2 separate regions of the Mus musculus genome follow, and region 2 is linked to region 1. A link is a contact called in ENCODE Hi-C or POLR2A ChIA-PET data. All regions are on one chromosome and are shown on one strand. The core of a region is the stretch at or near the end of the contact, and the rest is flanking DNA. Distances in the headings are between cores, read along the strand shown. Region 1 holds the start of Zfp322a (zinc finger protein 322A). Region 2 holds the start of 4930586N03Rik (RIKEN cDNA 4930586N03 gene).

The links. A loop is a pair of places that touch in the nucleus more often than their neighbours do. ChIA-PET counts read pairs that join two places held with the same protein, here RNA polymerase II (POLR2A).
Region 2: a map of left cerebral cortex shows a loop between it and region 1 (1.8-fold over the local background). The contact joins the promoter of 4930586N03Rik here to the promoter of Zfp322a in region 1. A Hi-C loop is called at or near these places in 5 of 37 maps with a recorded cell type or tissue (CH12.LX, T-helper 1 cell, T-helper 17 cell and 1 more). POLR2A ChIA-PET finds 5 or more read pairs at or near these places in 2 of 5 experiments (both embryonic stem cell).

Annotation. Positions count from the first base shown.
Region 1 is chr13:23,367,186-23,371,430 of GRCm38, forward strand. It overlaps Zfp322a (zinc finger protein 322A), which reads right to left and starts at 2,023. Exons shown (of 5, transcript NM_001111107.2): 1 at 1,950-2,023; 2 at 935-1,020. The region is part of intron 3 of 4930586N03Rik (RIKEN cDNA 4930586N03 gene); the gene reads left to right.
Region 2 is chr13:23,311,250-23,315,273 of GRCm38, forward strand. 4930586N03Rik (RIKEN cDNA 4930586N03 gene) reads left to right here and starts at 2,276. Exons shown (of 4, transcript NR_131052.1): 1 at 2,276-2,776; 2 at 2,930-3,066. 4930557F10Rik (RIKEN cDNA 4930557F10 gene) reads right to left here and starts at 2,158. Exons shown (of 2, transcript NR_126444.1): 1 at 1,740-2,158.

The sequences.
Region 1 (4,245 bases), core at 773-3,272:
CACTATCCAACATTAAGAGATGTACTTTATGTACGTTCCCTTGTCTGTCTCTCCTACTAGAGCATAACATCTACTATGGTTAGGGTTTTGTCTTTTGGTTACTGCAATATCTGTAACATTTAGAATGCATCTGTTAAACAATTAAAAAAACAACAAGTAGCCAAGTCTCAGACTGAAAAAGGAGTATCATTATCCTTGGGTCTCCAATGTGCATCTGGCAAACACAAACCCATCCTCCAAATCCTTACTCCAGGCTACTGTCTCTAACATGCTTCCTTTACCCCTCCTAGGAAGGGAGGACTTCTGGTTTTTGTTTTGTTTTGTTTTTTTCACGAGCAACACCAGACTCCATTTCATAAGCGAAGAGCAGACAAAAGTTCAAATAGACAGGCTAAGCAACAAAACTTCAGAGCTCAAGATTCTTTTCGGTTAAAGGATATATGGGATGATCAAACAGTAAGTATTTAACGTATTGTCTTAAAAACCATACTTGCTGTACAGCCTCAGACCAGGGGTTGCCTCAATTTTCATTGATTACATGGATTATGGACATTTAATCCTCCCAAGAACACTGTAAAATCAAATATTACCACCATCTTACTGATAGAAAACCTGTTGCTATGACAGTTACCTAATTACACAAGAACTCACAGGCAGTTAAGTAACAGAGCCAGGTTTAAATATCCATCCTAGAGCCTGTCTGAGCATTGGGCACACTGCCTTCTTTGTATGGTAAATCAAAAGAAGGACAATTGTTGCAAATCTGCTGTGTATGCCTGTTAGAAAAATAGGTGTACTGAAAGGTTATCAAAGGGCCACTATGTTAGTCACCAGAAAGACCCTTTTCCTTTTCCCAAGTATGTTTTACCTTCTTTCTTGTCCCATCCCTACTCCAAAATTCACATTTATATAGAAACAGATGTATGCCACTTACCTTAACAAGAACCCAACGATTTATTTTTTTCAGATCCACAAGGTCTCTAATCCAGAAGTACTCATAATATTTAATTCTTCCCTCTCCTAGAGGAAAAAAGCAGCAATGTTGAATGAGCATGACTGCAAAGCTTACATTTTTCCTTTTAACAGTAGGCCATTTAAATAATGTCCCATGCACTCTCCAATCCTGACATCATCCTTCAGCAAAATTTTGCTCATTCTAATGTTTCCGTTCCTCCTTCAAGAAGCCGTTTCTTTCTGACCTGCTCTACACAAAATAACAAGAATTCTTCTAGCTGAGAGATTTTTAAGTTCAGAACAAAGCCCTGGGCCTTGTTTTTCTTGCTGTTAAGACGGGGAGAGTCTCACGTAGCTTAGGCTAGCTTCAAAATCGCTAGGCAGCTTAAACTGGCTTTTAATTCCCTATCCTCCTACCTCTACCTCAAACGCTCAGGTGACTGATAGGCGCATTATTATTTCAACTTCTGAGATCAAGGATTCATTCCTCGTGCACTAAAACCTGTAGGAATACGATTCATGAATGCAATGTTACACAGGACCAAGGCTGCTAAAAATAAATGACTATGGAATGCTTTGAGCAAACAGATTCTGCAGATTCCGGGGAACTCAACTAATCTCCGCCCTTAAGGCTGGGGGAGGGTCCCCCCAGTGCCCATGGTTGTCTAGACATTCAGGAAGGCTCCAGACTGCATTCGAGCCTGGCTCCATTACTACCTCCAGGACAGTCTCACAGGTTTCTCCTCCCAACTTTTCGTTGACAGCGACAAGAAGGGCGCCGCGCCTGGCCCGGACCCCTCTCACGGCCAAGGACCTCGAGGACCCGCTGAACGCTTACTCCGCCGCCCAGGGCGGCACTTCCGGTGACTGGACCCTCAAGCCGGAGCTTCCGGGGCCGAGCACTCGGCGATGGCCGATTCGGTCCCACGGTCTCCTAGGGAAGGAGAGTGGGCCGAGATGCTGAGAGGTCGGCAAGCCAACCGCCGGATACCAACCTGGAGAAGCGGTCCCCGCACACCACAAGGCCAAGACAAACCGCTCTCACCAGCAAGGACAGGGAGGCGTAGCCACGCCCCGAGGCACGTAACTACCCCTCATAGGGCTGCACCGGGATTCCGGGCCAATAAGCACCGGACCTCCCGAAATGGGCGGAACCTGAGCGCGCCTGCGCCCTGGCTCTTTCGCGTCCGACAACTACCTTTTCAGCTCCTGGAATTTGGGACTGCAGCAGCTCCGGTACCCACTGAATTGAAACCGTGCCCTGCGCCCGGTACTGCGGCTCTGAACTTCTGTTTTCTTTCTCCACGGCTGTTCAAATCAAGAGTTAGGAGTAGTGTCTCAAGGATAGATGCAGCGGACTCGGTTTTAAATACCTTGAAAAGCCGGAGAAGTGGAGAATTACAAAGGCTCTTTGGTGCTGTCACTCATGCCAGCAAACTATGAGAAGCTTTGAATAGGCAGCGGCGGCGTGGCCTTATTGCTGGAGAAAGCTGCGGGGAAACCGTGTTGAAAGGATTTCTGTCCTTTCTGATTGCGATTCTAGGCTGAAGACAGATTCAGAAAAAAAAACAAAAAACAAAAAAGAACAGTCAATATTTTCCCTACTTGAAAAAAAAAATGTATGTAGGCTGGCGAGATGGCTTCTGTCGAGAGTGAGGAGCAAAGAGTGCTTCTTGCTAAATAAAACCTCGCGACCTGAATTTGATCTCTGAGACCAATGTCAAAAGCGGAAAGAGAGAACTAACCGTAAAAGTTGTCTTCTGACAGGCATACACAATAATAAGTATATAATACACACACACACACACACACACACACACACACACATATATATATACTATACACATACACACATGTATATAACAAAAACCCTCACATGGGAAGTGAGTACTAGAATTCTCTGGTCTGGAGAAGAACTTGGATTGGCTGTTAAATTCTAGAGTTAGGGTCTGAGGATGGCAATTATGTATTCTGAATTCACTAATTCCTGTTTTCAGAATTTGCAGAATTTCTGCAGCTTATTTTAAATTAAAATTTTAAGACAAAAAATCCCACCAGTGTCATTCAAATATTTAAGTTTTTTTTCTTAGACTTATTTTCTATGTATGGGTGTTTTATCAGCATATATGTGCACGTGGTGTGTGCGCGCGCACTCTAGGAGGATGTCAGATCCCCTGGAACTGGAATAATGCATGGTTTATGAGCTACCATGTGAGTGCTGGCTGGAAAATGAACCAGGGTCATCAGCAAGAGCAAGTGGTCTTAAATGCTGAGCCATCTCTCTAGCCCTAATTTTAATATTTAAATAACTTTTTATTAACTGTTTTTAGTGTAAGATGTACCAAACACAATTCGAATCACACTATAGAATGAGCTGTGTATGGCTATATTAGGAAGAAATGTACACATGTTATTGCAGGAGAGTATGTGTTTATGCCATCCCCTTCAGCTATAAGAGTGTTGAGACAATGGACTCAAAGGATTGGAATTGTGATAGGAGTCTTCTGCTGAGAACAAGGAAAGGACTAGGGCCTTGGCCAGTGGGAGAGTTAGGGCAGGATTTCACACAGTCCTGACTGTGATGAGTGGGGCTACTTATGATTGTAGCTACCAGGACTCCTTACTTATGCACATCTCATGACCTTTAAAATATTCTGAACGTCGTGTTAGTGGTTGAACCCCTTTACTTACTCCTCTTCCTAGTGTGACCATATTGAGTAAACCGCTTTCACTGCTTTGTCTTGCTTGTCTTTTTGACAAATTGAAGACAGGTAGCTGAGCCTAGCTTGGTAGAGCTACCAAGGTCCATGCATAGACTCTTAACAGCCACTGTAAACCGGAAGATTAACTTGCCGACTTATACATTTAATAACGGGAAGCTGATTTGAACCAGAATCAATTACTGGAGCCGCCGCCATACTTATGGCTACCTCAGAGTATTGTGGGGAAGTGCTGGACAGCACATTACGAAGGTGTGATAAGTGCTGAGCCACTTTAGTCAAAATATTGGCCCAAGCAGAGTACTTAGTGCACTCAGTTTCTGAACATTCGTTGCTATTCTCTACGTCATCTGGCATTACAATACAATACAAATACACAGGCCATCTCAGCCCTGAGCTGGCTAGTCTCATGCTCACATTCTAGGATGAACTGCAGATGTCAGCCGTTTCGTTGTAAAAGATGGTGTGGGAGCACAGAGATGGGGGCACTTGGCTTGCATTCTGCAAGAAGTTCAGAGAAGAATAGACAGTTAGGCGTGACGTAAAAGATTATAAGTATAAATAAGATGAA
Region 2 (4,024 bases), core at 1,026-3,525, 56 kb before region 1:
TAAAAGGAGACATGCTCTCTTAATTCCAGGAGTCCATACAACCATTCTGTCCTATTCTTAGCAGATAGATTCATAAACTAGGGTCCGGTTGTCACCCCACCCCTACCTGTCACATAAAGTTTCATGGAAGCCACCTGCTAATGTCTGTACCCATCAGTCACTTTAAGGAAAATGCCCTCCCACTAGCGACGTTTCTTTCTTAGATAATGGTTCTTCAGACACTGACCCTGTTCACCCTTTTCTGAAGCTACACTCTCCCAGGTTTTAAGTTACCTGGGGAAAGCTGCAGACCTCAGCACTGTTCTAAGACTGGACTTGAGGGTAAGAATGTAAGCATCATTCTTGATGCTGTTCCGTATACGAAATGGGTGCCTCCTTCATTAAATGCCCCTGAGAAGTAAACTGGTTTTTGTTGTACAGCAAATTTACATAGTTCTGTTTGGGGTTTGTAGCAGATTAAAAGCAAATCACATATGGCCCGTACTGGCAGGGATCATATCCCGAGACCTTGGCATTATTAGCACCACCCTCTAACCAACTGAACTTACCGACCAACTGAAGGACAGCTTTCTATCTAGCCCTATAGATATACAACATGTACTTGTCAGTTGATTTTTTTTTCCCAAAAAGATTTTGCTGAAGGGACCCTGTTATAGCTGTCTCGTATGAGGCTATGCCAGTGCCTGGCAAATACAGAAGTGGATGCTCACAGTCATCTATAAGATGGAACACAGGGCCTCCAATAAAGAAGCTAGAGAAAGCACCCAAGGAGCTGAAGGGGTCTGCAACCCTATAGGTGGAACAACAATATGAACTAACCAGTACCCACAGAGCTTGTATCTCTAGCTGCATATGTAGCAGAAGATGGCCTAGTCGGCCATCAATGGGAAGAGAGGCCCCTTGGTATTGCAAACTTTATATGCCCCAGTACAAAGGAATGCCAGGGCCAAGAAGCAGGAGTAGGTGGATAGGGGAGCAGGGCGGAGGGAGGGTATAGGGAACTTTCAGGATAGCATTTGAAATGATATAAAGAAAATATCTAATAAATAAATAAATAAATAAATAAGAATGCTCATTTTGGGCTGGAGAGATGGCTCAGTTTTTAAGAGCACCAACTGCTCTTCCAGAGGCCCTGAGTTCAGTTCCCAGCAACCACATCATCTCAACCATCTGTAATGGAATCTGACGCCCTTTTCGGGTGTGTCTGAAGACAGCTACAATGTACTCATATATGTAAAATAAATACATAAATCTTTTTTTAAAAGAATTTTCATTTTTCTTGCCTTTCTTTACTTCTATTTTCAAGATTTCTTGAAGCTGGAAAATTTTATGAACCACGCGTTGTTCTAACTAGAAAGTTTCTCTGAGCAGAAAGAAAATTCTGTAAGAGAGTAACAAATATCTCGTTGCAATGATTCCTGACCAGTTTGTGGAACCCAGAGATACTGGTCACAGCACAGTCTACTGGCTCAGTAGTCATAGAGACAAGACGCTCTCTAGCCACGACGGAGTTCGCCTGTTGCACAGTTCTCCTCGTTGCCTCTAAGTGACAATTTGATAACCTTTCCTATTTTTACTGAATTTCGGAATCCTCCCGCCAAAAACATTTGGGTAACACAGTGGGGTTGTCCAACGCTCATTCCGTCCTCCTTTAATGAAGTAGCGAAGGAATAAAAAACTTGAGATTCTGAAATGAGTATTTTCAGGTCACCCAAGAAATACTTACGTCTGGCACTTACGGTCTGAGCATCTCCAGAGCCTCGGCGACAAAAGGGACAAACCCAAGGCGATTCGCACGGAGTCGGACGGAGCCAGCGCTGACCACTGCAGGACCCGATGCCTGGATTTCCCTTCTACCAGGATAGAATGAGCCAGCTTGAAGTCTCCTCATCCTGACGTCTAAGGCAGCCCCTCGTCGCTGAGACAAGGAACTTTGGTGACAACCAAATCTGTGACTCCGAAGTCGCCCTCAACTTCCGAGTCTGTAACTGAGACCAACGCAGAGCATCTGCCTCCACCTCCCAGTCGTTTGTTCTTTGGTGAAAAGACGCTGTTCTGCCGTTCTTTGATGAAAAGACACCGTTGGTCCTGTTCTCCAGGGACCCTCTGAGCTCCAGTCCCCTAACGGGTGGTCTTGCTGTGGTGACAACCACCAAGTAGACCGAACAAAGGAGGATTCGAAAAAGGCGCGACGCGTGAAACGTCACGCACAGCTCCTAGAAACGTCACAAGCCACCGCACCACACTAAACTCAAAACTGCTTTTACAGCCAAGCTGTCTCCGACAGCCGGTCCACAAGCTCTGCCGGGTCATTTCACACTGTCAGGGATATTGATTCAGTAACCGTCCAAGGTTAGAAAACCCGTGAGCGCGCAGCTGAAGAGGACCTTACAAAACCTTCTCTGAAGTTAACCTCGGAAATCCTCGTCCTATATGCCCCATGAATTGCGTCTCCGACTGGATTATCCAAACTAGTGAGCCTCTGCCGAGTGTGCACAGCGGACTTGGGCACAGCGAGCTTGATTATATTTCAGCAGGGTAGTTAACTCTTTGGGTGATATGGGGAAATGGAAATCTCATTCACTGACCTAGAATGAGAGGGAAGAGATGAGTGCCGGCATCCTGCTCTTTATGTCCTTCCGGAACTCTCCAATCTGTGTCGTGGAGTATTCACCACAGAAGACTTCTTGGATATGAATTTCAGCCAAGTCTTCATTAGCCGGCAGTGACCACGCTGAATTTCAGGATCCAAATGTAGCACCGAACCTTTCACATGGTGAGCCTTTAAGCACAAAAACCATGCCATGGGTTGACGTACTTCAGTTAACACAAACAGCCAGAAGCAGAACTACAAAAGCCAAGGGCAAAGTTTTAGAGCCTTTTCCAGAAGTATGGACTTTGATTGACTAGGTCTTTGTTTTTGTTTTAGCAGGCAGTGCTGTCTACATGTTGAGTTTTTGTCCTGAATGGTACTTCCACCATGGAGTCTGTTGTGCTAAGGACTGGGGGCCTACTAAGGTCTGGACTCCTGTTATAGCCCTAGACTTCCATGGGCATTGTCCTCTGGTAAGTATCTTCAAGTAGGGTATATTTGCTGGTTAAAAAAGCAAATAAAAGTCATACATACATACATACATACATACATACATACATACATATCTTTTATATTAAAATATAAATAAAAGCTGGGTGGAGGTGGTACATGCTGTTAATCCCAGCACTTGGTAGGAAGAAGCAAGCAAATTTCTGTGAGTTTGAGGTCAGCCTGGTCTACAGAGGGGACTTCAGGACAGCCAGGGCTATAAAAAGAAACCCTGTCTCAAAAAAAAAAAATTAAAATAAACAGTTTATATATACACATGTGTACATGTCTGCTCCTGTGTAAAGACCAGGGAACAACATGTCCTTCTTAAGCCACCATTGGGTGTTTTGATTTTTGTTTGGGGACAGTATTCCTTTGGCCTGTAACATGCTGACTAGGCTAGACTAGTCCAAGGAACCCCAGGCACCGTCCTGGCTCTGCCTGTCTACAGTCAGGACTACAAACACAGCCCACCACACCAGCTCTTCTTTTTTCCTTCTGTTTAAATTTTAAAGATCAAACTTGGATCTAAAGAATGGCTTGCATTTTCCTAAGTGAGAGTTTATCTGATGAGCAGAGTTACAAGTCTGGCTCTCTTACCCACCCTCTTCCCAGATGATTTCCTGCTCGTCTTCCTTCTGAATACCTGACCCACACTCAGGCAATCTGAAAGAATACTTTTCCTAAGCTCCCTGAGCAGAGTTTGTGAATATAAATAAAACAAAGGTTGTCACAGGCATACTTCATCAATGGCACCTCTTGACTCAATTTCCAAGCTATTTTCCACCTTATATTCACAGGCTGAAGTCTGGCTTTCTGACAAAATACTAATTTTTTTTTTTTTTTTTTTACTGAGTCCCTAAAGAATTCTAAACCTAAGTATGCAAGTGTCATTTAGAAAATTACTATCTTTTGGATACACATATTCACACACACACAAAT